Linked DNA regions of Homo sapiens: regions 2, 3, 4, 5, 6 and 7 are each linked to region 1. The links are chromatin loops, found by intact Hi-C in ENCODE. Cell type or tissue: heart right ventricle. All regions are shown on one strand.

Region 1 (4,000 bases):
TTGTCAATGTATAGCCTAGATCCACACTTGCTCAGAACAGGTTACAAGTATCACACTAGTTAATCCATGCTACCCAGACGGAATGGAAATGGACATTTTGTGGCACCAGAATGCCTAGCTACTCTAATCTGTCTGGGACCCCATTTTTTTAATGCAGTAGTAGCAGAATAAGAAAAACATACAAGAAAGTCAAATGTTTTCCCAACTGCAGAAGCAAACACTTTGCCAGAAATTCCAAATAATTTAAAATGTGGCCTTGCTTTCTCTCCCTCTCTCTCTCTCCCTTTTACTATCAGTACCAAGCCAAGAGTCTAAATATTAATAGAACTATTTATACAGGCTGTTGTCCACCTTAATGCAGATTTTTCAAATTTCTTCTGCAACTTGCTGTATCTGAACACACAGAAACCTCTTATTTCTCTTGTGTTTGCTCAAGTTACACAAGTAAGTTCATGAACATTTTGCCAATACACAAATTCTGATTTTTTTGTGGGGAATATAAGTCATCCCTGTGTTTATAAAGTGACAGAATCTGGAAGGATGTTGTCAGGCCAGCCAACTTTTTCAAACTCACTTAAATCAAGTGCTGTTATTGAGGCAGACGACGCACAGAAAGCAAGTTCACATCTGAGTGCAGTGGTTGTCTCCATCTAGAAATAATCTCAAAACATGGTATGTGAGTGTGGTCTCCTTGGGGGCACCACATACCCTTATAGACAGGCACAGAGCTGGGGAGGGGCCCATCCATTTGAGTCTATGCTTATGGGGTGGCAATCTTCAGTTGCCTACGGTCGACGTAGAAAGACAACACCTGCTTAAATCAAATCTCTCATCCATCCCTTTTAATTTGTCATGGCTCCATGCTCTTTATTCCAGTCCATTCTCTTTCTAGCACTATAAGGAGCAGGGAGAGCAGGCAAGAGACCCAGCAGCAGCCTGTTTGCTGGGAACTTGCACAGTTAAGGTGTCTAAATATTTTTTTTTTTGCACTGTTATGCCATCACTTAAGGATCAATTAACTGGTCTCTGTGGCAAACTGCTGTTCAGTGACTGGTGCCATCCAGTGCGCTGGGCAAACTGACACCAATGACCAATGCTCCCCATGGTTTGTCGTGTCTCTCAGGTTCCCTAAGACCATACCGACGGCACCTGTTAAAGCTGCTTCTGCTAAGCTGTTCTGCATTTGTCTGGCTGGATTTGGACTTCCTGGATCTCTGACTGAATACAAAGTGATTAGAGAGCCCAGTGTTTGGCAACAAGCGCGATAGGGAATACGCTGTGTGTGGGTCCACAGGAGCACAATGTTCTTCATAACCCCATGCAGGGAGCGCCCTGCTAGATTCCCTGTGCTGTGGAGATCAAAATGGTCTCTTTTGTCGTCAGCTGTTTAACAGCAGCTGTTTAATGTAATTCCAAATGATTTGCTTGAATGAAGTTGTCATTCCTGCAGTAATCTTTAATTTGGTAAAACACATAGCTGAGCAATGCTATTTTTAATATTATTTTAGCTTTAAAAAAGTTTCCAGTCCCCATATTTTCCATGATGATGACAGATCGAAATCATTACTGGGAAGTATAATTACGCAAAGGAGAAAACTAGATATTAATATCAGCATTTTTCTACCTAAGTTAGTCAAATGCTAATTGGCAAATAGAGGTTTATCAAAACAAACAAAAAATAAGTATAATGAAGTTAACAGAAGAATTTTTGCATCATAAACTTTATCCCCATCTATCACTAAATGTAAATTGCACCTTTTTTCTGAGGAATATGTCTTATGTTAATAAACTCAAATAGCTAGTCTAGGAAAAACATTTTAAAGATTTCATGTTTTAAGCATTTGGACAATAGTGCTCAAACATTACAAAGAGGACCACAAATGAATCAACCAACCTTCCTTCCTTCCTTTCTTCGTTCCTCCCTCCCTTCCTTCAGCTTTATTGATTATCATCCATTGCAGTTTGTAGAGAAGTCTGTTTACAAGGCAAAAAATGCCTGGCCTGTGTTCTCAGGCAATTCTGCAGTTCTCCTGTGAACAATAGAGGGCACTGATGCTTCTAATCTGGCAGACATCGCCTCGGAGAGAACAAAATCACTCTTCTACTTGTGGCTTGCCTTCCAGCTAGCCAACCTCTCAGTACCACATTCCATTTGTGATAGACTTTCTCTCTCCTAAGAAAGCTACCTCTTTTCTTTCTCTATTAGTTGATATTCTATGTCCAGTTTTCAAAGCTCTGCATTAAAAAGCTGTTCTTCAGTTAATAGTTTGTGGTCTTTTAAAAAAATATCTCCTGGCTTTTCTGATTATGAATGGCTGTTCTTAAAGCATATCTTCTTACCTTACTGATCTTCTTTCTAACCCTATTTAAATACAATTCATTCAGAGATGATGCTACTTGCTAGGATCTTGGCTTAAAAATGAAAACTCTATAGGCTAGGACCCTTTATAAATATATGTCCTGACAACCTACTGTCCAGTGGCATGTATTTATCAAATGTCACAAATTAATACATTGATAGGCACCAGGCCACCACCCGAAGAAGAACATACTGTGATACAGTTCTTCACTAAAGAGAGTTATTTACCTTTTTTTAAAAAAAAACTCAAAGCCATAACAATTTAAACTGTTTCACTTGAATCAAATGAGATGCATCATCCATTTCCCTGATGTGCTTTCAGTAAAGAAGAAAAGGCTTCATAAGAAATACCTTAGGAGAGTGCTCTGTGTTTAACCATTTTCTCACCATAAAAGTTAAAATCACCTAATCAGAAAACACCCTATCATTTTATACTGAATGGTTCATAAGAACATAAAATTCCATTTAGCACTGCTACCCGCTCTCATCATCTACCCTTTTAAAATGCTTACCCATCTTTCTCATTGCTATTCAAAGAAACAGATTTATTTCTCACCCTGGAGTTGGGAATTTTGGCATGCCAGATTGAAAATGTACCCAACACCAAGTAGTGGATGGGTTATTCTTAGTCTCCTTACACGCTTAAGAGAAAATGGGGCAGTGTATGTCTCTAAATCAAGTGAAGTTCTTTGGAAACTATGACTTCAGCTATAGCTAGATTAGTGAGGCTGTTGTCATATTAGAGAAAGAACTGGGATCATGAACAATAGAAATGCTAGTCACAGCAAAAGAGATGAAGGGACAAAATCTTAGGGACTGTGAGAAGAGGTTGCAGAATTATTACCATATTCATCATACTTCTGATTTATTTTAACTTTGGTTATGGAAATTAGAGAAATTCCTCCAGTGCCTTTTTGATGTCTCTGAGCAACCACTGACATTTGGTGGGGGGTATTTTGCCTCAGCCCAGCTGTGCAAACCCCTTTCATCATTTCTCTCCTGTCCCTTTCATCTGCCCTTTCACTGCCTGCCCCTCCACTCCCTTTATTCTTTTCCCTTTTTTTCCTCCCTGCTTAGGCATCAGGGCCTGGGAGCCACCAGTAGACCCAAAAGACACAAGATGGCTAGAATAGTTCCTGTTTCTTCCCTGATAAAGTCAAGGGAAAAGGCCTCCCTAGATAACCTGTCCCTTCGCTTCTTTCCTCAAGGTTTACAAAATAAAAATCAGAATCATTGGTGATAACCTTTCTTGTGTTTTAGACTGTTTATCGTATTAGATGGAAGAATATTCAGCTGATATATATATTTTTTTCTTTTTGGAAGAAGCTATTTCCATGCTGTGGCTGAGCTCTCTGGCAGCCAACAGCGCCTTTGATTAGAAGGCTACTTCATAAATTACAAACCACCAGAGTGAGAGTCATTATGTAGAATGGGCTCTGCCATCTGGTCGTCCACTCTCTACACGATAAAGGCCATCATCCTTGCTCTGTGGCTTGGTTACTTCAAGGCGTCCTTAGCCACAGCACTGAAAGAAAATAGATGTTTTCATTCTAAGCTCACTTGGCCTTTTAAACCTAGAATATTCAAGCACTTGGAAGGGCTATTATTCCCATTTAACAGATTGGGAAACTGAGATGTAAA
Region 2 (4,000 bases), 65 kb after region 1:
TAATAATATTCAGGAATCTCGTTATACTTGTAATATTATGGAACTTAGTTATAATGGGTCATGGAGTATGTCCCAACTCAGAGGATATCGAATCTGTATAATACAGATTTATAACTAGTATCTATTTTAATTCTACATAGGTTGGGTGATAGGGTGGCAAGAACATATATTTTTTTGAAGCCAGAAAATTAAGATTCAATTCTTCGCTTGACCAATGGTGAGCAATGTTTGGAAGTCATTTAAGTCCATCTGTGGCTTGTCTGTAAAGTGGTGAAATAGTAAAACCTGCCTTTTTCAGGGATGTCATAGTGAAGCTCAGACAGGTGGATATGCATGAAAGTGATCATAAGTGCCTGCACACTATACACACATAATTGTTATTCTTCTTTCCCTAGATTTGTACTACAAAGTCCTGCTTATGTCGGGGGGACATCACTCAGAAAACACACTCATTCCCCTAGGAAAGAATTCTTACCACTCTTGTGAATTTGAGGAATAGTATCTCAGTTGCATTAACTGGTGTTTATTAATGTATTATGAGCCTCTGCTGTGGCATCTGATTCACAATAAAGAGATTAAGCATGCTAATTTGTCATTTATTTTCCAATGCCTGCTTTCCTGCCTGCAGCACCACTAATATCCCAGGAGCTCCTCAACCCAATTATTTCCCATTTTGCATTACTGCTGAAAGTAGTGCTAATGTGCCCAAAAGGCTTAAGTCCTTGGTCATGGGAAAAAAAAAAATGATGCTTCTCTCCCCACCACAATGCTATTGTCATTTGCTGAGAAGAAACACCCCTGGACCACTGGGCCATATCTAGTAATCAAACCAAATTAGCAGCCTGACTGCACTGTGGACATGAGCAGCAGACCTGTGCTTATTTAGTATTTATTTTTGGGGTGGAAGAGAATTCCATCTGTAGAATGAAATTCACAACCTACAGGGAGTTGAATTATACGATGGTTATATAAACAGTTTTGTTTGCTTGTTTGGGGAATTGCTGGTCAAAATCACTCAAATAACTGGTGAACTCAACTTTTTCATCTCAAAAAATTAATAAGCAGTTGTTTAGCCAAATCCAAATATTAACTTGCAAACTAATTTGTGAATACAGACACAACTCATTATTAATAGAAGCAGCATAAAGATTTCTCATTTTCTATGCTTTTAAATCCAGCCTTATAAATGTTTTTTAACCTAACCATGTAATATTTCTGCTACCTTCCTCAGTCTTTCACTTTGAAATGCGCTTTTTGCTCATCCCAGGAGTTTCTGTATTGCTTGAGGCAAAATACTCCAGCACACCTTCACAACTATAAACTGTAAACATTTCTCTGCCTTTTTCTGTCCAAGGCTCAGAGCCCGTTTAAATGTCGGTGGATAGTTTCAGAAACATACTAGACTCCACAGTTGCCAAAAATAATTATTGTCAAAACTTGCCAATTTCCCCAAGAACGTAAAACTTATATTTTTAAAATTTGATAATTTTAGCTGTGAGGAGATACTGATTGAAAACAGATTGTTATTTATTTCAAAGATGTTCAGCACCAAAGATGAGATGCAGCAGATTAAGTTAATCTCTATGAGGTTATTTCTTACCATTATTTTCTTAAATCCTCCCCTCACTTTAATCAAGAATAGGAATGTTAAGGGCTTGACGCAGGGAAGAAGCATAGATTAGCGGTTAGCATAATAGCATGAAAGCCAGGAAATGTGAAATCTATTCTGGGCCAAGTGGTCTTAGGTGAGCACATTATTTACAGCCTCAGTTTCTCCATATATAAAACCAAAAGCATTGCACACACTGAAAATGAGAGCTTCACTGTGCTGACATTGTTCAGTGCTGACTATGTGCCAGGCACCATGCTCAGGGCTTTAAAAGGATTACCTTGTACAATGTTAGTATCTACTTCTTAGTAGATAATATTATCATCCAAAGTTTACAAATAAGGTAACTGAGGTACAGAGACATTAAGTAAATGGCCACACAGCTGGGAGCCAACTGAGGAGGCTGAGCTCTAACCCACAGACAACACTGCCCTCTAAATTGTTGGTTTGGCATTATCTGGAAGGGCTTTGTGGAGTGGGATATGCTACACACCTAATCCAGAAAATTTCCAGAATAGTGGCCCAGATTTTTCTCTCTCCTTTTGGGGCTCTGTGCCACCTGCCCTGGGAAAAAGACCACCCGGGCTCAGGCCTCCCTGGCTTGGCTGCACCTGGTAGCCCCCACATACTGCAGTTGCGACACAACAGTGCTTTATCTGCCAACTGAACCCGAGACATTTGTGTTCGGTTCAGCGCAGCTGGTGGAGGGAGGCTCAGATTTCCGCCGCACTGAACACAATGAAGCAGCCCTGTCACAGGACCATTACGAAAGCACATGCTCCCTGGCTAATTTTTGTAGCATAAGGGTGTAGACTATTTAAAACTATTCCCCGCCCCCAGCTCTTAAATGCCTGCCTAGGAGTCAAGTTCATCCAGGGGTCTATTGGCCATATGTTATTTGGTGTCACTTGTTTTTCTGCATATTGGGGAACACACACACACACAGGAAGTGGCTTCCAGAGGAAAATGTTTATGATTGCTGGCAGCCTGGATACCAAATGGCTCACATGCAAAGTGTAAAGGAACAACGCTGCAGCTCCTCTGCTCAAACCTGGTGTCTGTAGGAAAAGCCAACTTGAACTTGACTTGCACAGATGCTAAAGAAATACCTCTTTCACTACCAGCATTCATCGTGGGTCATCAGAGTTAACTCGCCGAAATGGGAGCAAAGGTTTAAAGGTCTTATCACATCACATCCTGGAGTACTGTATGGAACATGGTTTCAAAATATATCACATTCATGGGTGTTCATTACAAACCGTGGTCATTTAATAACACATCTCATAATTGTGGACTTAATAGGAGCTATTAAAAATGATAAGTATGTGAGGTAATACACATGTTAATTAGCTCAATTTAACCATCCCACAATGTACACATATTTCAAAACATGTTGTGCCCAATAAATATATACAATTTTTATTTGTCAATTTAAAAAAAAGAGCCACTGATCTTCACATTCCATGATGTTGGTTAAACAGTGAATACTAACATAATGCCTTTTGTGGCTAGGCCAAAAGCAAATAAGCATTAAGCTACAGTAAAAGAATCACACTCTAAGAAACACACCCGAGTACTTTAACATATCTGGAATAGAGTTGCAAATGGTGCATGCCTAAGTTTCCTGAAATTCAAGAGTTTTGACATGCAGTTGCTAGATCAATATTTGCACATTTAAAAGATCTAAACTGAGTTAAGAGATGCTTTGTATCCACTAAAATCTCATTGAAGGGAAGAGAAATAAACGAATCATACATACGACTTTTAAGATGTTTTGAAACAAGTCCCCCTAAAAAGAAGGCTTTCAAAGAAGGCAAACATTGAAGATTTGCTAATAAAGAAAAATATCTTCCCAAATAAGTGATTCAAACAATGTGGGGCATCTATCACGGTTTCATTATCCTACTCAAGGTTTAGAGAAAACATTCCTTAAACTTTCAGTAACCAGATATTCTCATTAGAAAACACTGACCGCCTTCTTTCAAATATCACAACCAAATTTAAACAATTTTGTAGGAAAGCATCAAAGAGTGCAAACCATTGTTATTAAAGAAAGAAAATGATAAAAAAAAAAAAACACAGGTTTTGTGGGTCAATATGGAGCAGACTTTCTTAAAAGGCGAAATATTTTGGCAAAACTTACCCTAAACACACATTCAAATAATGTCTGGAAGTTGTGAAAAGACCCTAGGAAATGAACTCTTCTCCTTTCTACAAATATTGAGAAAAGAGCTACCAGATGCAAATGAACTGCTGAACTCAATCTGTGGTCTTAAAAATGTATTTCAATAGAATAGCCAATGTATCATCTGAGTATGAAAAAGATGTACCATAATAGCATTCTGAAAAATGAATTAGGAACACATTGTCATCAACTCCAGGAAAAATAAT
Region 3 (4,000 bases), 580 kb after region 1:
CTTGTTTTATTTTTGCATTTTCAGGACCTACAAATTAGCATATAGCAAAATTCTATCTTGGGGGAAAATGTAATTGGTCAATTCATAAAACGGAGAATTCACAGCAGAAAAACAATAAGTTTCTATGGGATGAGAACAAGAAGGAAATCTCCTGAATTTCATCTTAAGTCCATATTCCCAGGCAGACAGTAACATTCACTCTTTCAGGCCTGGCTCAGTGCCAAGCTCCACAAGTACTAGATGTCTCTCTGAGTGTTTTCAGGACAAAGAACTTGGAAATGAAACAGGCTGAGGGTATCTTGTTCTTAGAGTAAGGAAGAGAGAACCAAGAAGGATGATGCATTGTAGATAGCTCTTTGTCTTCAGGGAACCTTCAACTCCTCCCAAACCAGGTATAGCTATGCTTTTCCAAAGGCTCTTAATGTAGGAGCTCTGTGACCAAAAGCCTTTGACACATTGTTCTACTGGGCAGTGAGAGTGACATCAGGTGGATGCAGGAGTGAATGAAACAGCCAAGTTACTTTGGTGCTGTGGTGGAAGATTATCATTTTGTGAAACTTTCTTCGGGTTTAAAGAGTTGTATTTAGGGTTTGGGTGTTTGGTTCTGTTCCCGGCCCCTGTTCTCTCATCTACATACTTAACGATCTATTTGCACAGGAATTTTAGTTATCTTTGCATAGGGTGGGCCATATTCTAAACTTGGATATTCTGGTGTCTTTGTGGAAACTGGGAAAGGGGATATGTTTAAGGGATTCATAGCATGTAAAGTTGAGTTTGACGAATATTTCTGGAGCACCTACTATGTGCCAGGTTATGTATTGAGGATTTAAAGATAGTTCTTACACTCTAGAAGTTCACTGTCTAATTTAGTGAGAAAGAGAACAAATGCAGCTGGGCACAGAGAAGAGGGATCTGAACTTATCCCACACCTGAGTTGAGTCTTGTTGGAATAACAGCATAACAAAAGCGTGGAAATGAATAACAGCATCAAAGGTGCAGATAAAGATTCCAGGACCATGGGAACAGCAGATTGAGATTTAGTTGGGTTGCTGCATTGGTCTAAGTTTTCTCTTCTGCAAGATAACAGGGTAGATTCCAATCTTGACTTTCTCTGAGCACATTTCCTGTGAAGAGAGTAAATTTGGAGGGAAATTTACCTGAGAGGATCACTCAGGTCTAAATGCCTCCAATGACGTTTGATTATTTTGTTTTTTAAGAGCGATGTCATAGCTTCATTTAAAGATCCCACTATTACAATATACCAAAGAATTTAGACCTTTGAATCTATTCAAACTCGTAATGAAAGACTTTTTAAAATGGTGGTAAAATATATACTTCAGCATTTTTAAAAGTTGTGGTAAAATATGCCTTTTAGCCATTTTTAATTGTACAGTTAGTGGCATTAAGTACAATTAATTGGCATCGTGCAACCATCACCACCATTCATCTCCCCCAAGCCCCTGGTAACCTGCCCTTGCTTTTCATCATTAAACTGTTTTGCTTTTCTGTAAGAAGTCCCAGGCTGCTTTGCCACAGCATGACATAGATAGAATTCTACAAGAGAGTAGAGCAATCAAAAGGAGGCGCTCCTGACAGAGGACGGCGTTCAGGTTTTTGGTTCTAGCCACACTGCTCATCAACTGTGAATTTGGAGGCCTCATCTCGAGTTTCTGCTCCCAACCTAGGGCATAGACCCCACCAGGGAGGCTGGAGCTCCCCCTAGAGTTTCGTGTCTCCATTGCAACAATTTGGGCCCAAAATAACAAATACCAAGCAAAAAGCTTGAAGGGGTGGTGGAGACAGAGGGAAAAGGAGGGACACAATTTGAGAGCCACTGGGGAGCTGCTAAGTACAAGCTGTCCATGCCTCTGAAATAGCACTTCCTCCCTTCCTCTCCCCTCATACACTGGATTGCGTTTCATAATCCTGCCAACACTTAAATCCCTTTTGCTTCCTAGACTGTCCAGTGTAATTGATAATGCTGATGCTTTAGTAAGCAAGGCTGTTCTTCAAGTCAGTTTGGAACTAATGTTTCAGCAAGGGGCCACTGTGTTCCCAGGGATGGAAGAAATCAAATGAAATGTAACACTCAGGCCCTGACCACCTCTGGTCCCAAAGGCTTGCTTGGAACTTCTCACAGGATAGAAGCCTTCCTGTTTCTGCATTAATCTTTGTTTGCTGGCCAAGTTCCAACTCAGGTAATTACATTCTCCCTTACCCAAATCCTCCCTTGGCAGATTTAGTCCTTTCGTATGTCTTCTTGTGGTCTTTAGTTTTTGTGGCATATTGCTCTTGACACAGCATTTTTCTGAAGAGATTCTACCTTTCAATGAGAAGGCAGAGATGGGTGGGCCCACTGGCATTGCATTTTATCTGCAAAAGAATTATACAACGAAGTAAAGGTGGGAAAGCAGCAATGACCAGAGAGCCCTAAAGAATGAAAGAGCACATGAGATCCCCCGATCCCTTCTCCTCCCTTAGGTAGGTGCATCATTAAACTACTGATGTTATTTATTTACTTCTTGTTATAAAGGCTGCATAACCCTCTAGAGTTAGATAGCCAGTTTCATCACTCTTCTGGCACAAAACTTATTTTCAAATGAAACCCTTACTGCTTGGGTGTTGCTAAACCATCCTATGTTTCTTGTGTTGGTTTGGCAGATGGTTTATTGTTCAGTTCCCCAGGGTTAATATCTAGGTTTAGTTTGGGGATAAAGTGATTATGCAGATTTTTAGGTTGTTATTTGGATTCAAAAATCACTAAAATATGCCAGAAATTTCTTAGTAATTATATTGTAAGTACTACCTTCCCCTGAAGATGTGATTAAGTACATGAAGTACTTCAACTCATGAGGGATTTATCGAATACCCGTGTCACCTTCCACCTAGATGACCTTGGAGAAGTTAACTAACAATTTTGTGCTTCAATTTTCTCGGTTTGCATATTGATTAAGTATAATTACTTCATAAGATTATTGTGATGATTAAATGAGAGTGCACAGAAATCCATTATTAGTATTATATTAAGCAGATATTTTGGAATAGATCTAGAAAATAATGAAATAATCAAGAAATCTTTTCAAGAAGATAAGGATACCAAGATGACTAAGCAATGGTTCCTGTCCTCAATATGCTTATGGTATAATGAAAGTGCCATAAATTCTTCATTGCTGTAATCCCAAAACCTAAATTTATGTCTAGCATTCCCAGTGAGTGGCCAATAAATACGTATTGATAGAATAAATATACGAAGGATGTAAACATAAATATACAGAAGAGAAATTTCCAATGAGGGACGTTGAGGATGGCTTCATAGAGAAGTTTGCACTTGATCTGAATCTTGAAAAATGGGTATGATTTCGATAGACAGTGAAGGAAGTTAAAGGTATTCAAGTAACTTACTGGAACTGTGTTTCCTAATCTTCTCTGGGTCATAGCACATAAAGAGAATGATAATATTTATATAGGACACTGACCAAAGGCAGTTGGCCACAGGTTCCCACCAAAGCTGAACAAACTTTGTTGCTCTGAAGGCTGAAGGAATAAGTATTTTGGGCATATACATAATTAATTTGCATCTTACAATTTGGGAACCTCTATATTGGAAGATAATTCCCAAGAAAACAAGGATCTTGCATATCTTGGTCAACTTTGTATCCCCTATGCTTAAGATAGTCCCTGGTATGTGTTAGTTGAATGAGAGCAGAGAGGAAAGCATGAGCAAACACTTAGAGTTGGCCTGTAAAAGGCATGGGTGGGGCCATGGAAGTACAGGATGCACAAGAAAATGTAGAGTCTGGAAAGACAGGCTGGAGGCAGATCTAGGAAGCTTTTGAATGCTGTGCCTGATTGGCCTTGATTCAGTAAGGCATGGGTTCCATCAAAGACTTTGGTACAGGGTGCTTTTAATGGGGAAGATTATTTTGGGGGATGATACAATGGAGAGAAAAAAACACTGGAAGAAAAAAGTCAAGAAGGTAGATATTTCATTGTCTGGATG
Region 4 (4,000 bases), 330 kb after region 1:
CACAGAGTGGGACCTGCCAAGTTTGTGGAGATACCTACTTGGGTTGGTTGGAAATAGGTAAGGGGGGAAGAAGGGGGAGAAAATAAAGACTTTCCCTTTAAAACTGAACAGAAGCTGATACCAAATCACATGACCTTTTACCGTAATTTCTATTAAAATCATTTCATGTCTGGTTGCCTCTGCTCTCCTGGCTCATTTGTATTGTTTACAACAAGTCATTGCACTGGCAGTTAGTGGTGGCTGAATCCATGGTTACCCGTTTTTACATTCACTAGTTAAATGGAATGCAGCTCTGCTGTGGGTTTCAGGGAGCAAGCTCTTAAGAAACCACAATCCAGCTATCAATCAGACTAATCTGAGAGAAATTAATCTCATAAACATAAGTATTGTTGCATATTAAAAATTGATAGAAAGGGGGCATGGGCTTTTATTGGTTGGAGTTAATTGGAGTTATGAAAGTGGACAAGCCGAGATTTGACTTAGAGCCTTAGAGTGTTCAGTCTGTGGTCTCCATCTGACAGCCATTCACATTGTGCACCTAAAAAGCTTTCAAGGGTAATACGACCACCCTTGAAAACAAATCCACCACTTTCCAAAATTCTGTGAGCATTTACTGACCTGAATGTTCTTAGAATCTAGGTAGTGGCTAAATACAGGTTTAACCAGACTGCAATCCTAGCGAAGTAACTTAAACAGATATATACAAGACAGTAAAACACCAAACAGACAGCACTGGGTAGGATTCAATTAAGACAAAACCTCAGTGGAATGCTCTTTACGAGTAAATTAAAACTGCAAACTAATATGTTTTGAGAGCAAGAACAGTACAAATTCATTCTTTTGTCCATGAATTTATGTGGTTAATTCTTTAAAAACATTCCCCAAAGCTAACTTGTTTCTCAAGATGGACATGACCAACAATTACAATTCCTAATAAAAATTTAGAAGTTTTATAGTTTAATGCCCACAGTAATTGTCCCACAAGTCACATCTAAATGCTAAATGAGAACAGCAAATAGTTAAAGCTAACATATTACAACCCCATCTACTGCAAAGTCACTGTATCAGAAGCTAGAATTGATTTGTTTCCTCAGAACAAATTGAAAATGAATGTAACATAACGTCGGAAAAATCCCTCCTGCACTGCTAATCGGATATTGTATAATGGTTGATTGCAGCTTTGCCCTGTACTATTGCTGCCTAAATCATACATACTTACACGTTCTGGGTTCTTCCAAGAGTTTGGTGCAGTTTCAAGGACAAATGTCTTAAGGAAGCCTCTCTACTGTGCAGCAGGGAGCCTGGCTCGGATCTGATGACAAGAGCACAGTGCTAAATCTGACAACAGAGAAGGAAACTTCCTGTGTGAAGAGGAGATCTTGGAAAGTCTCAGGGTTAAAAAGGCTGCTTTAAATGTGCTGGTTGATTTGCTCCCTGGTTGTGTATACACAGTAGCAGCTGATCTGTATTTGCAGCCCTGCAGAAAGGAACCTTTACTGAAAACCAATGGCATCACATTTCAGCAGAGCTGGTGCCAAGTGCTGGAGAGCAGAGCAACCTTTGACAACTTCACACAATTCACCCCAGCAGACTCACCACAGGTCAGAAAGGAATGTGGAAAGTATCTCCCCACCAGGTTTCATCTCAGGTATGTTAGCGCAGTCCCTGGGAAACCACACACTGTTACTGGCTGGATTCTGACAACAGTGTAAGGTATTCTCGGGACTTATACGTAGTTCCTGTCTCTGCTGTCCTGACCTACAGTGTACTATATTTTAACAGAAGCTTTAAAATGAATCAGGATTTTTTAAAATGCATTTCCCTCTGCTTCTTATAGAAACCTTTGTATGTAAGGTTCCTCTGTTTTTCCTCAGAAATAAACTGAGGACAAAATAATGTAAGATCGGGTAGTCTGGTATCAACCTCTGCATTCTGTCTCCCAATGCAGAGGCTGGAGTTTTAACATTACTGTGTTGTCAGGGGCCATTTTAGTATTGTTCTTTAGAAACTGGGGATGGCTGCAAAACTTCACTCCAACAGAACCAACTGTTGTAATGAGCTATAGAGATGTTAGGAACAGACAAGCAATGAAGAACATGAAATATTCCACTGTTTAGCAGTGGAATCACCTTCTTTATTATCATCCTTAACATAGAAGAGAGTGAAAATTCTAGACCTTACCAACTGTAGTAGTGAAAGTTAAGACAGAGTAAGAGACAGAGAAAAAGAGAGAGACAGAGACAGAAGGTAAGGGCGGCTGCTAGTGGCAGTAACAAATTTAATTCAAGTCATTGGTTAACCACTTCATTAACTGTGAGTTCCTCACTGTCCTTCCTTTCTCTTCTGTCTCTATGACAAGTCCAGGTTATGGTATATTATATGGTATTTTTCACTATTGTGCTTTTTATTTCAAAGGCCAGAAATCAGAACTGACAGTTTAACAAAAGACCATGTTAAATGTGTCAGGTAGCACGGGAGAATGTTCCCTTACTTATCTGAAAGCCAGCCCAGGAGCTGCCTGGGCAATTGGTGAATTATCCAAGGTGTTTGCTTTTCATTTTGGCCACACTATTGTTTAGGAATAATGATAATTCCCTTACATCTGAGAGTCCACATAATGTAATGAATAGACTCTGGGCTCTGGTGCCAAGTAGATCTAACTTCCTATCTCTACCACTTTCTACCTACATGAGGTTGGAGTTTGCTTAAAAATCTCCGAACTTCTGTTTCCTCATCTGTGAAATGGAGACACTATAACTACCATACACAATTTTTTGTGAAGTTTTAAAGAATAACACATGTCAAGGGCTTACCACAGCGCCTGGCACGCATGCATTTACAAACATTTACTGAGCCTCCTCTCAGAGCCAGGCACAGTGCCAGACACTGGGGGCACAAAGTCAATTAAGACATGGTCTCTACCCTCAAGTGCAGTTCCACAAGTGTTACATATTTCCTCCTTCCCTCCCATAATTTGTGCAGTCTCTGTTTAAATGCTCTGTTTCATTTGATCCTTCCAACAGTCCTATGAGATAGATGAAGCTACACCCAGTTTACTAATGGGAAAACTTTGGCTTGAAAGTGAGGGTCACACAGCTGGTAAATTGCAGCCTAAACATCAATCCAAGCTTTCTGATTCTGTCAAGTTCTCTTTAAGATATATATAAATATATATGAATTGACCACATAGCATTCATATTTTGCATTATTAGATATTATACTTGCTATCTTCACAGTGTCACGTATACATATAATGCACTTCCCTGCAGGTAGCATACGTCCCTTAAAGAGAGGTACTATATGTTAAAATTACTTTATATTCTCAAACAGGCTTAGCATGATGTTAAAGATATTACCTGTTTAATAAATTTTCCTAAATTGAAAAAAACTCAAGTTGGGTCAATTTTACTACCCAAAATCGTCCTCACAGAAAGCTGGAATCCTTCAATAAATGATGGTTTGGAGGTTATATGTGGCCTTCCAGTGCTCATGCTGTCTATGTCATTACTTCCAACTCATTATATACATGTCAAAGTTCTTAACACTGACTCATCATCAAACTCCCTGAAGATTGTTTTCTTCATTTGTTTAGCACGTATCCCGTACACTGTAGCCCTGATGAATTCTGGTAAAAGTGATTAAATATTTACTTTTTAATTCAAGCCTGACCCGAAGACATCTCTTGATTTCTGGGTCCACTCCAGTTTCTAGTGTTTTTTTGTTTGTTTGTTTGTTTGTTTGTTTTGTTTTTTTGGTTTTTTTTTTTTTTTTTTTTTTTTGAGACAGAGTCTCGCTCTGTTGCCCAGGCTGGAGTGCAGTGGCGCCATCTTGGCTCACTGCAAGCTTCGCCTCCCGGGTTCACACCATTCTCCTGCCTCAGCCTCCCTAGTAGCTGGGACTACAGGCGCCCGCCATCATGACCAGTTAATTTTTTGTATTTTTAGTGGAGACGGGGTTTCACCGTGTTAGCCAGGATGGTCTCAATCTCCTGACCTCGTGA
Region 5 (4,000 bases), 340 kb after region 1:
TCTCAGGTTGGTTAACTCATTTTGACAACATCAAATCTGCTGGACAGGAAAAAAAAAAAAGAGAGAGAACCCTGAAACCACTCCTCAATCCCATTTTTCTGTCTTTTTCTCTAAGACATTTCCGACTCTTTTTCTCTCGCCTGCTGCTTCTGAATTTGGGCATTTTCCAAACACACTCCCCTATTTGGTCTTTGGGCAGTGTGAGAAACAAATGAGAGTTTCTCTTCAAAACTAGACCAAGTCATTCAGCTGCTCTGAAACATACTTCACAACATCCGCAGGTCTCTTGATCTTGACTTAAAGTATTAGGCAGGAGTGTTTTGAAAGTAGTAGGAGGTCATATGGACCTAACAGCTTCTCTTAACCCACATGCTGAGAATTTCTTTTTTTCCTGTCTTTTTTTTTTTTTTTTTTTTTTTTTTTTGAGAGAGAGAGAGAGAGTGCTATTTTCAACATTGCCCTCTGGTTTATGTTAGTGAAATCATTTGCTTTCTGTGTGTGTCTGTGTCTTATTGCATGGCCACTGGTTCTGGTACTACAACACAAACATAGCAAACGTGCTTCCCTAACATAAGCAGACCCATGTGGCAATTCACAACATAACCGAGACAAGCACAATAAATAAACACATACATAATCATTCCACAGCACTGAGGCAGGCGGGGGTTTCTACAGGCCCTTCCGGACTCTTCCAGAATTGCTCATTAAGATTCTGAAAGGGGGAGAGGGTGCAGCTTGGAAAAGGTTGCCGGAAGGGAAAAGAAAGGGAGGAGGGGAGCTTTGCCCTCTGTGTCTTTCTGTCTCTGAGACTCTCCCATCACCAAACAAGGGGTGCAGGGGTCTATCCTGCAGAGGCTCTAACAGACTTGAGGGGTAGAAGGAGGTAGATGGTTTAAAATAGTTAAATGATGATCGGGTGACCTCCGTGCAACTTCAGCGACTCCCTCGGGAAGGTGAAAGGGTTGGGGAGAGAGAAGGGAGGGAAAGCAGCGTAGAGGACAGGAGGGAGACACCTAGGACTACAGCAGCAGCAATCACCAGAAGGATTTTCCAGCCCATGACAGCAGTCCTCAACTCCTGGCACCACCCTCTCCCCCAACGACCCCTGCTCCATATCCCCTCACCCTAACCCCTCCCCTCCCAGCGCCCTAACTCTGCCCTCACTCTTTGCCACTTTACCAAGCACTGAAGTCTCTATCCAGGAAGGGGGATGGGAGGGGTGTTTAAAGAACAAATCTAATTGCAATTAGAATTCATCTGTGTCTCCAGCACACACGCTCACAGTTTTGCAGTCATGGTAAGGCAAGTCTACAAGAGGTGGGCAGTACTTATGGTTGTGTTATTCAGGGAGGGGTTGCTTTTTTTTTTTTTTTCCAAGAGACTATAAGCAAGTGAAGGGGGAAGGGGGTAGCAATCTAGATTTCAACCAGGACTGCAAATAAAGAATGCCCCAGATGCAAATGTCTGTCTCCAGATGTTGATGATAAGGATTTGGACCAGTTACCTTGGCAGGGTCAGAACTGCAGCAGGTTAATCAGGTGAGTCGTCGGGGATTTTAAAGAAGCCGAAGCCGGTTTCTTTGGCTATGAAAGTCTACAAAACCCCCATGCAGGAACATTGCACATCTTACACACGCCTCCTTTAACTGGGCTCCCGCGACCTCGGCAGGCGAGGGGGTGCTGGCCGGCCCTCCGGTGGCAAGGGCACGGCCCCCCGCTCTGCCCCCGCGGGCGCGGGGCCGGCCTGGCACCCGGGGTCCGCGTCCCGAGCGGCTGTGCACTCACCGAGCCGGGCTGCGAGGGGCAGAGGGGCGCCCACGGCTAGCCGGAGCGCCAAGGCGCCTCCCTTTTCTCTTGGTAGCGTCGGTCCGCACTCCCTGTGACCCAGGACGTCATGATGCCTGTCTGTTTTCTCAATGATAACTTGGCAGAAGAAGAGAGAGGCTGCCAGGTTCTCCTCGGGTGGTTACGTGGTATGTGCACGATTCTGTTTGCATGCGTTTCTCTTTTTAAAAATAAATATCTATATTTTTCTAAAAAAAATTCCCGGCACTGTCATGATTTGATTGCATTATTGCGTTTGCATAATTGACGCCTCTGGGTGTGTATATATGTGTGCATATGCGTGTGATTTTTTTCCCCTTTAAATCCTGCTGCTCCTGCCGCCGCCGCAGCCGCTGCAAACGGAAAGCAAGCATGCGTTCATCTTTTGTCTTTCATTTTACCTTCAGGGTGACATTCAGTGCCAACTGCTCCCTTTTGACCGTCACCAATCCCCGCCTGGGCAAAATAAATTTGAAAAACGTGGGGGGAGGGGAAGGAAGAGCCCCCTCAGCCCGAATGCTGGGGTTTCCATTCCTACGGCTAGGGATCCCAAACCTACCCAACCCACCTCCCAACCCTGAAAAACCATTTTCCCTTCTACCCACCGGGCCCAGGCAGAGAATCGGCACCAAGACAGCGAGGAGCATCCACCCAGGGCCAGACACTCATGTTCGCGGCTCGCACTTGCTGACTTGCATCTCTCAGTTGCATTCCCGGTGTGTAGGCCTCTCACAACTGGAGCTATTTTTGTCTCCCAGAGATGTTCTTTAAAGCCTTTTAAAAATGGGGAGGGGTCAGGGAAGAAAGAGCGAGAGACAAATAGAGAGAAAGGGACCCAGAGAGAAGCCCAAACCCCTAGTTGAGAAACTCGACTGACACATCATAAAATTTGGGGGGCTCCGGGCATCTGGCCCACCAGGGGAGTCTGGAAGGGCAAGAAGGATAACTAGATTTTATTTAACTCATTCTACAACAGCAGGAAAACTTTTTTTTAATACAAAGATGTTATTGCTAATTATGCACTGTATCTGTTATTTTTATAATTATGCTCAGAATCAGTAGGAGTGGTCTCAAGAACAATCCTTAACGTTTACTTCTGCAAATATGAGAATGCATTTTTAGCCGGTGTGGCCACATGGCAGGTAAAGCACAGATTACTTCTTTTTCTAATATTTGTGTTATTTGTACATTGTCTGGTACCTTTTATGTAGCTTCTCTTAATCATAATGTTGTGTATATTACCCAACATGTGGCATATTCCTGATAAATAAGTATCTAGCACCAGGTTTGGCAAATGCTTTGCTCTGCTTTATCAATAATTATCCATTTGGAGTAACAACATTTGTTTAGGAATTTTTATTTTCACCGAGCCTGTAGTTGGCCTTTGTCACCATCATGTATTGGTGGAGTCACTGTTCCTACTAATTCCAAATTCCTAAAAGATGACAGCAGAGGCCGAGGTTGCAAAAAATTAAGCACAAGGAGAGTTTTGAATCTGAAAAGCACAGCCGATTGAGAGAAAAACTTTTGAATTCATCCATAATAATCTGCAGCTGCTCGAAGGTTTAAAAATAGTTTACCTATTTGAGAGGTCGGATAAGTTTAATGAAAACAGCAAGTAACTTACTAGATCTTTTCCCTTTAGAGTCACAGTCCAAGAATCATTCGCAAATTCCACAGGGAAGATATTGTAATTATGCAGAGACCAGATGATCTGAATTGGAGAAACTAGACTAAGAGGGTCTGAGGACTATTGACTGATGGCCAGATCCCAAAACTTGGCCTATGTCTCTCCACCTTGAAAATTGGACATAGCTTCTCTGGCTCACTTTGCTTATCTGTCCCTTTGGCATGCCAGAAGGATGAATTGGTGCAGTCTTGTCGGGTGCTTAGATGTTACCAGAGGCATAGATGTTTCCAAAGAGGGCAAAGGCCTATTGAGAACTCAAGGAGGGATTACTATAGGCGTTATTGGTAACTTTCCAGTAACTATCCAAGAGGTACTCGTTAATATTCAATCTACCATCCTGGTTCTCCAGCTTTTTTACTTATTAACCTTGGAATTGGACCTTTAAAGACTCACCACAAAGCGAAAGAACCATAACAATTTGACTAACTTTAATCCTCTGAAATCCAATTTTGTTTTGTTCTTTTCAGACAAATGTCTTCCATGCTGT
Region 6 (4,000 bases), 140 kb after region 1:
TGGCAAGCTGATCTATGGCAATGAACACAGCACTGTCCTCACATACTTTAACAGCACTCAGCTATTACAGCAATTACAGCTAGCACATCTGAATTATTTAATCGTCCTCTCCACCACCCGCCCTGCTTGGCACCTCTAGAACCAGAATAAAAGCCCAACTCCTCCCCTCACTCTTTGCGTTCTTAATATATGATGGCCAACCTTGCCTTGTTTTAAGGCGATTTTCTTCAGATAAAGGTTACCGTGATCAGTCATTAACCATATCCAGTTTCTGCCCACAAGAATAAAGTCCAAATTCCTTAGCTGCACATTTAAGACTACTCACAATCTGGTCCTAAGCTACCCTTCCAAACTTAGGTTCAGTGATTCCTTTTGATATGTACCAAACTCAACAAACTATTTGCTATTCGTTGAAACAAAACAAATATGGGACCGGCTTCCAAGCTTTTGTTCATGGAGTCCTTGCTGCCTAGAATGCTCCTCCATCCATTCTGTTTCCTTTAACAGCATGTATTGAGCAAACATTCTGCCAGGCAATATCACAGACAATGGAAATCTATTGGTGGCCAAATACACACAGTTCCTGAATGGAGGGAGCTTACAATTTACTCAACATCTACACCATCCTTTGAGGTTCAGCAAGAATTACTCCATTCTATATCAGATAAGACTGAAATTCCAGTGTCTAATGTAGTGCCAGGGCCCCATGAGGCACACAGGAATAAATAGGAGCTTTAAGGATATAAATAAAATGAACTTTAAAGATAAATCATGAAATAATTATGTTGCTATTAAAGAAATATTCAGCCCTCCATTCATCCAGTTGTCTATGTCATTTGTCCTAGACACAGTGTCTGGCAAGCAGTAAGCCATCAATACATCTTCATTTAATTGTAAACAGGAAAGGACATATTTCCTTCCTTCAAGGAGCTTAAAATCTTATAGAAATGTATAAGATGTAAACACACAGGCAAGAAATACATACTAAAGTATGTATTTCTACATACATATTTCTAAGTATGTAGAAGTACATACTAAAAAGCTTATTGGAAAAACAATGTTGGCAAGGAAAATGACATGCTGCAAAGTAAAATAAATGTAAACTTTGTTTAGTGACTGCTCCTAAAAGGTACATTTGAAGGAAGGCTGCTTCATGATTACTAAGGGAATCGAATGCACCAAACTACAGGAATCAAAACTAATTCAAACTTATTTTCTAAATGCAATGTAATGTTTGATTCAGTTAAAAGAGATGATATGATTTGGAATTGAGTCAAAACAACACATTATTCAATGATTCTGGAAAGGTTTTTTCCAAAATGCATGTTGGCTTCAGTGTGTGGAAATGTTGACCTCCTGACCTGGAACAGAGGCAAGTGATTTTCATTGTGTTTATACTGTGGATTTTTCTCATCTCTAATCCCGGTTTGCCAAATTGAGTATTCTGCCCCGATTATAACCTATGTTCTGCTTGACTGTGGATCATCCTGCAAAAGCTATAACTATGGGTCAGATCAGGAAACTATGACCTGGTAGTGAATTTCATTTCACAGACTCGGGAGCCAAAATGTACACAGTCTTAAAAAAATAGATGCCTTAAAGCCAATGCTCAATTTCTCTTTTAAAGGTCTTTGGTCATAACTCCCTGAGTCAGGTAATTTGTCCTGCAAATATTCTGAAAGAGTCAGAATCAACGAGACAAACGCAAAATGAACTACACCAGCCAGGTCCTATGGTAGCTGGAGTGAATCATCTATATTTACACAGCCCCTCAATCAAATGCTTGGGTAGAGTAGCTGTGTTTATTTCTCTTGGTGGCATCTAATCTCTTTATTAAGTTCGTTGTCTTTACAGAGGAACTAGCAGGCTATAACTTAAAGGCTCTCCTCCTTCCCTCCTAGCTGAAAATCTTATTTTTAGAAAGAACAAAAGACGAGGGAGCTGGGGACTCGGGAAAGAGGCAGTATGGGGAGGGAGGAGGAAGAGAGCGATTACTTGCCAAACCAGCACATGTTCACCAGAGAACACGGTCAAGTGGTCAGGAGCAGCACTGATGTTAATTAGCAATGAAATGAGGAATGAACCAGCATTAGCCCCTAGACTAATCAATGGGAAAATCACTCCAAGCAGCAGCTTAATGAAGTAGTATACAGCTGTTTATTTTTAGTCTGTTCTATCCTGATTCCTCCCCCATCCACGTTAATTTTTTTTAAAAAGATTTAAACTTGCTAAAATATATTTCTTTTCAAGTCTAGTACAGCTCTGATTTATGTATCTCCATTATAATTCCCTATAATTGCTGTTTTTCAATTTGTGTGGACAAACCATGCAAATTGGGCTGGGGGGCGGATAAACCCTTGCACCATGCCAGAAATATGCTTTTTTCTTTTTCCCATCTTTAGATAGACATCCATATTAGTTTTATTTTCTAAAACATCACTGCATTTCCTTGAAGTGTAAAACAGAGCTAATTTTTTAATAAGTGCACTGTGAATGAAATACTGTTGACAGCAAATAAGACCCTGTCGCCATTCCTTTCATGTGTGAGGAAAATTACTTAGAAAATTTTTGCTTGTTTCTTACTTTTAAAAATATGACTGTCATCCATCTAAGAGCAAACTCATAAAACCTATTAATTAAGACCTATTGATCACTGGGATTTATTGATAGAAGGCACATCATGACATATATGGGGATCCAAAACTAAAGGGCCAATTAGGGTGAAAAAATCTTTTTCATTTTATCAGGATGGTGGAAAAACAGGGTAGTCAGTTTAAATAGAGTCTCTCTTTGAGAATTTTTTCTTCAGCTCTAATTGGAAGATAAAATTTTCCTCTGAAGGATACAAATGTTCTTCTACCTTAGCAAGTTCCAATAAACTAAAGGGACTTATCAAATGTCCAAATATTATTCACAACTCTGGAAACAGTCTTAGAGTCAACTTTTCCTTCTAATGATGGAGATGTTAGTGAAAGCACATTCACTAGCTATAGTCCGACTGACCTGAATGAAAATGTGAGTTACAGGACAAGGGAGGGCAAGGAAAAGAAATAAAAGGGACCCAAAAAGAGCTCTTATCTTGTGCCTGTTTTTATTTTCTCCTTCCCTTTTTCTTTTTAATAACTTAACAAGTGGCAGCATTCCCCCATCATACAGAATAATTAGTGTTTGCAGTGAGTTCAAATGGAAATCAGAACTTAACCATAAAAGACACAAAAATAGGTTTCCTTGCTTTCTCTTTAACTAGAGATTCAAAATCCAAAGTAAAATATCAGGTTTCTCCTTGTACTCATTCGTCTACCAAGTCCAAGTGTAAACACTGACTTTATTTATACCAAGGGTAAGAGTATACAAATGATTGATTTCTTACATTACATCACGACAAATGACATATACACAAATTCTCTCCCAAATAAAGTTTATGCAAACCTTTACTCATATCTGGAAAAAAATAGGCTAAAATTTTAGCAGATCGATGCTAAGGGTCATTGCTATTAATTGGGAGGAAAGAAGAACTACTCATGTTACTGGAAACATCTTCTGATACTTGGCCTGAGCATCGTGATTCAGGGCCATTGCAATTTTTCAGTCATATTTTCCATAGAATAAAGTATCTTGAGAAAACAAAAACACAAACATAAAAGCAAACCCACTGCTAAATGCAAACCTGGGAAACAACAGCACTCAGGTAATCCCCTTTATAGGCTGATTTGATAGCTCACGGAAATCGAAACAAAACACCAGTACTAGAACACCAACAGCTGGTTGGGAAATTGCCACAGATTGTTAGGGGGAGCTGCAAACTAGAGATAGGCAATGAAAAGGTTAGAAATGATAGTTAAAAAAAGACAAATTACTCCAAAGACCATATTCTTTAAATCGCTGAAGCAAAACATGTTTATTCGATTTGTTTGTATGCCTATTACAGAAATGCTACTTTGGGATTCTAGGAACCCAGTCTGTCAATTTTTCAGTTTCTGCACTTTCATGGTTGATTAGA
Region 7 (4,000 bases), 190 kb after region 1:
CTGGTGTAGGATGGTATCTCACTGAGGTTTTGACTTGTATTTCCCTGATAATTAGTGATGTTGAGCATTTTTTCATATGTTTGTTGGTCACTTGTGTGTCTTCTTTTGAGATATGTCTGTTTATGTTCTTAGCCCAATTTTTAATGGGGCCATTTGTTTTTTTCTTGTTCAGTTGTTCAAGTTCCTTGTAGTTTCTGGACATTAGTCCTTTGTAGTATGCATAGTTTACAAATATTTTCTCCCATTCTGTAGGTTGTCTCTCTTTTGATAGTTCTTTTGCTGTGGAGAAGCTCTTTAGTTTAATTAGGTCTCAGTTATCAATTTTTGTTTTTGAATAACCAGTTTTAAAATGTAGACTGACACACAACTCACAACTGTTTTGTAAGCTGATGATTGCCTATCCTATGCCCAACTAATTATTAAGATTGGGCATATAAACTTATTACAAAAAAAAATACAGGATTAAGAACCATCAAGTGCAGTTGCCTGGATTTTGCATTGCAAGATTCCCAGGGTGTACTTTTCACATGCATTACAACGTGAATGATCTGCCCTACCATGGTTGTGTAGTATGAGAGAGGAAGAGAAAGCCTCTGGATTCTCTTTCCTATCCCAGAGAATATTTTTAAAACAAATATAGATAACTAAATTACCAGTATCCCTTCACTCACAAAGTCAGTGACCCCAAGGCAAGAGGACTTACACCATCCCTACCATCACCCTCTACCATCACCAGCAGCTGCCTCTGCATTGTTGCAGGAACCTTCTTAGAAGGGGAATTGCCTCTCTAAATACAGAGCAAGAAAGATCTGTTCTTCAGGTCTCAAACAGGTTCTAAGAATAGATATTCCAATAAAAGGAGAAGCCACTTGGCACATAATATTCCTGAAACATGGTAGCATGACAGTGGAACTCAACCATTCACCCAGCTGTCCTTGGGGAAAAACACATTTTGAATTCCAAAACCTTAGGAGTATATCTTACTGTGAGGGTTTACCTGTAATCTACTTACTACACACACATACAAAAGCCTGAACAGCATATACTCTCAAAAAGTGAATGGATAGCAGAAGTAAAGATTTTTAAAAGGGGAAACACACATATTTCCTTTAGTCATTCTGAAGATAACCCTAGCGTACAGCCAGGAAAAGATAAACAGAAGAAATTCCTCAGCTTTCTAGATCCCCTACCATACGTTATTCATGGGGGTTTGATTATTTGAAGATTTTTTTTCAGGATTTCAATAAAGGCAATCAGGCAGGATTATCTTGGGCAGGCACAGGATATACAAGCAAGCTACTGGATGCTGGGGAGATGTAGGGCAAAGACAACTTCAGCTCCCCCCTGCCAGGAAACTTGCTCTATTAAGAGATAAAATGTCATGATATAATCTATGTGATGCATCTTTTGAAAAGAAAAGTGCCTCAAAGATTATGAAATAGTTTTGAGAGTGGAAAATAATCCATCAATTTAGATACAGCTTTTTCAGTGATGGGTACAATGTAAGGCTCCCTCCAGTTAAACTGAGGTCAAGCATATAATTCCAGATTTAGATCTCCCGATATTTGCCACTCTATATTTAGTCTTCACAAATTCAATAATATTGGCTACTTTCTGATGCAAACTCTGACGGAGGAAGCTTTTCTGTGAGGACAAAATATTTTTAAAATAAGAGATTTCTTCATTAAGTTGGCCAAGATCCTTGAGTCTAGCACTTTGCCAATCATTTTCCTTCCACTTTAACGCTGGAAACATGGAAAGTTAGAAAGGAAAAGGAAGGGAAATAAATAAGAGAAGAAGACATAAATGAAAAATTAAGAGAAAAGAAATATGATGGAAAGAAACAGGAAGGTTAATAAAGAAGGAGCACATGATCTCCATTCATTCAAAGTCAGAATACTATTAATGCACCCAAAATCAAATGCAGTGCAAGTTCTTCTTGGTTTATCATCCCTTTCCCTGGAGAATGAAAGAAGGCTATGTTGATGAAGATCTTGGTGGTAATGCACTCCAAAGCCTTCATTTTACCAGTAAGGAAAGGGAAGTCCTGTAAGGCAAAGTGACTTACAAAGTCATGACTAGAAGCCAGAATCACAATAGACCAGTCTAATGTTCTACCAACCATATCTGCCTGAAAGTGGTAATGGCTTTTCCAAGTCTTAGACAATTGCTAATGACACCAAGAGTGAGGTAAAATGGAGATGCTTTTCTCTCTCTGGGGGAATAACAGAGATCAACTCACAGTATTAGAACCTACAGGAACGGCTGGGCAAGGCTGCAGCTGACCCAGCTTCCAGGGTAATTTGACAGTTGGAGAATAACACACTGCAAATTTAGAGGGACAAGCTCTAAGCCCAGGTTTTTCATAATTCCAACAAACCGTCTCCAGTGGTTATTATGACATAACACTTCTGATGATTAATTAAAAGCTCTTCATTAGATCAGTCAGCTTATAATTAATAGCTCCCCCTATCTTTAATAAATAGAATGATGTGAAATAAATGAGAGCGATACCAAGGATTAGCTAAAGCCTAAACCCAAATGAAAGCACCCTCTGCTCTCAACCAAGGAGGCAAAGAAACAAAAGGGGAGGGAAAAGTGGGTTTTGTTAAACAAAGATGAGAAGAGAGAGTGCTGAGGAGGGGAATGTGGGAAGGAAGGAGGCATTTGCTCAATCAGTACCTATTTTCAGAATTTCCTTCAAGCTGGCTTGAACTGAGAGCCATCAATTATTTAAAAGATGTAACATGATGCTTCCTTTGTTGAGGCAAATCTGCAAGCAGACCCCGAGAGAAAATAAAAAATGAATTAGGCAGAATTTATTAGTGTGCTTGAAGAAAACAAAGATTTAGCTATTGGAACTGACTCTTTTAGAAATGGTTCAATTTTGTCTCCTAAAATCCACAAATCTTTCTTCCCCTCTCTATACCTATTTATTTATTATTTTCTACAGTAGATCACACAAAAAGAGGAATGAATCATTTTGCAAACTTCTCCTTTCTTTTCAGATTCAGCTTGATGTACTGTCTTCATTTAAATTACAAATACGCTAATCTGAAACACTGTTTACCAAGTAGCATTTTAAATGAAAAATACAAGAAATTGCATCATTCACATTTAAAAAATGACTTTAGACTCTGCACCTCATAAAAAAGAGCCGACAGTGTTCTCTGCCTTGGCTGCTGTATTTCAGTCCAGTGAATGAAATTCAATTAGTGGGCTTTGTACTTAGGACATTATGATTCTGATGGTTGGTCTGATCAAAACTGGTGTGCCAAGCCTCAGTTCTGTTTTTTTGGCAGACCACAGTTAAGGAAAAATTCAATAGAGATGGTTGGCAGGAGAAAAGTTAGTTTCAGAGGAGCTTACTTTTCACCATCATAAGGAAATATGGGAGGAGGAGAGCTGCTCCCTGGAACAGCTCATTATTTACTAAATGAATGAATTAACTTTTTGAGAAACCTCAGTACCTAAGTCTGTCATTACCAGTTTTAGTACTTTCCAAAAATAGCAATTGACGTAAAATAAACCAGTACTAACTAGAACCAAGAAATCAGAGATCTAATTCATCTTTAGGTTTTGATCAGCCTCAGCTTGTGTTCCAAATGAATTGTAGAGAGACCACAGTCTTCATGATGCTATCAGAACCCTCCCAAGTAAAACCAAGCAACAGGCACCTCATAGGAAATTCCAAGCCTTTACAGTGAAGACTCAGAGTAATCATCGGTTCGAGAGGTGCTATTTATCTTTAACACTTCTGAAAACAAACCCACACACAACAAAATAAACTGGGCTGCAGCATAGGCCCTCGCATGTCTTGACCAGCTATCTGGACCACTACACCATGATTCAGGAACACCACACCCACATCTGCATGGATCAAACAGAATGGAAAGAGCAAATCAAACTGATCATTACATGGGTCTGATTCTTTGGCCAGCAAAAGCTGACAAGTAATAGTGAAAATTTCCAAAGGATATACAGCCATTGGTCTACTAAT

The links. Peaks named below come from ENCODE experiments on the same cell type or tissue, not always from the same donor. Only the 100,000 strongest peaks of a DNase experiment are listed, where the experiment ranks them.
Region 2: a loop joins it to region 1, with 2.4 times the contacts of the local background. A loop is called at or near these places in 7 of 110 quality-filtered maps.
Region 3: it touches region 1 in a loop (4-fold over the local background); 21 of 110 quality-filtered maps call a loop at or near these places.
Region 4: a loop joins it to region 1, with 5 times the contacts of the local background. A loop is called at or near these places in 22 of 110 quality-filtered maps.
Region 5: a loop joins it to region 1, with 2.9 times the contacts of the local background. A loop is called at or near these places in 22 of 110 quality-filtered maps.
Region 6: it touches region 1 in a loop (2.6-fold over the local background); 5 of 110 quality-filtered maps call a loop at or near these places.
Region 7: a loop joins it to region 1, with 2.4 times the contacts of the local background. A loop is called at or near these places in 3 of 110 quality-filtered maps.

Annotation. Positions count from the first base shown.
Region 1 is chr1:216,748,173-216,752,172 of GRCh38, forward strand. All of the region lies in intron 1 of LOC124904512 (a long non-coding RNA gene), which reads right to left. It also overlaps a transcript of ESRRG not described here. Among named protein-coding and RNA genes, the nearest start is that of ESRRG, 27 kb to the left of the region's middle. In heart right ventricle, a CTCF peak has its summit at 2,044 (motif pointing right); no DNase peak of the experiment used is centred here; H3K27ac peaks cover 571 bases.
Region 2 is chr1:216,813,387-216,817,386 of GRCh38, forward strand. It overlaps a transcript of ESRRG not described here. Among named protein-coding and RNA genes, the nearest start is that of ESRRG, 92 kb to the left of the region's middle. In heart right ventricle, no CTCF peak of the experiment used is centred here; a DNase peak (open chromatin) is centred at 2,355; H3K27ac peaks cover 2,067 bases.
Region 3 is chr1:217,332,415-217,336,414 of GRCh38, forward strand. No RefSeq gene overlaps it. Among named protein-coding and RNA genes, the nearest start is that of GPATCH2, 300 kb to the right of the region's middle. In heart right ventricle, a CTCF peak has its summit at 1,696; a DNase peak (open chromatin) is centred at 212.
Region 4 is chr1:217,076,917-217,080,916 of GRCh38, forward strand. It overlaps a transcript of ESRRG not described here. Among named protein-coding and RNA genes, the nearest start is that of ESRRG, 360 kb to the left of the region's middle. In heart right ventricle, no CTCF peak of the experiment used is centred here; a DNase peak (open chromatin) is centred at 1,543; H3K4me3 peaks cover 2,771 bases; H3K27ac peaks cover 2,548 bases.
Region 5 is chr1:217,088,003-217,092,002 of GRCh38, forward strand. It overlaps a transcript of ESRRG not described here. Among named protein-coding and RNA genes, the nearest start is that of ESRRG, 370 kb to the left of the region's middle. RefSeq lists a silencer at 1,392-1,592. In heart right ventricle, no CTCF peak of the experiment used is centred here; a DNase peak (open chromatin) is centred at 1,852; H3K4me3 peaks cover 3,690 bases; H3K27ac peaks cover 3,697 bases; H3K27me3 peaks cover 344 bases.
Region 6 is chr1:216,892,704-216,896,703 of GRCh38, forward strand. It overlaps a transcript of ESRRG not described here. Among named protein-coding and RNA genes, the nearest start is that of ESRRG, 170 kb to the left of the region's middle. In heart right ventricle, no CTCF peak of the experiment used is centred here; no DNase peak of the experiment used is centred here.
Region 7 is chr1:216,942,609-216,946,608 of GRCh38, forward strand. It overlaps a transcript of ESRRG not described here. Among named protein-coding and RNA genes, the nearest start is that of ESRRG, 220 kb to the left of the region's middle. In heart right ventricle, no CTCF peak of the experiment used is centred here; no DNase peak of the experiment used is centred here.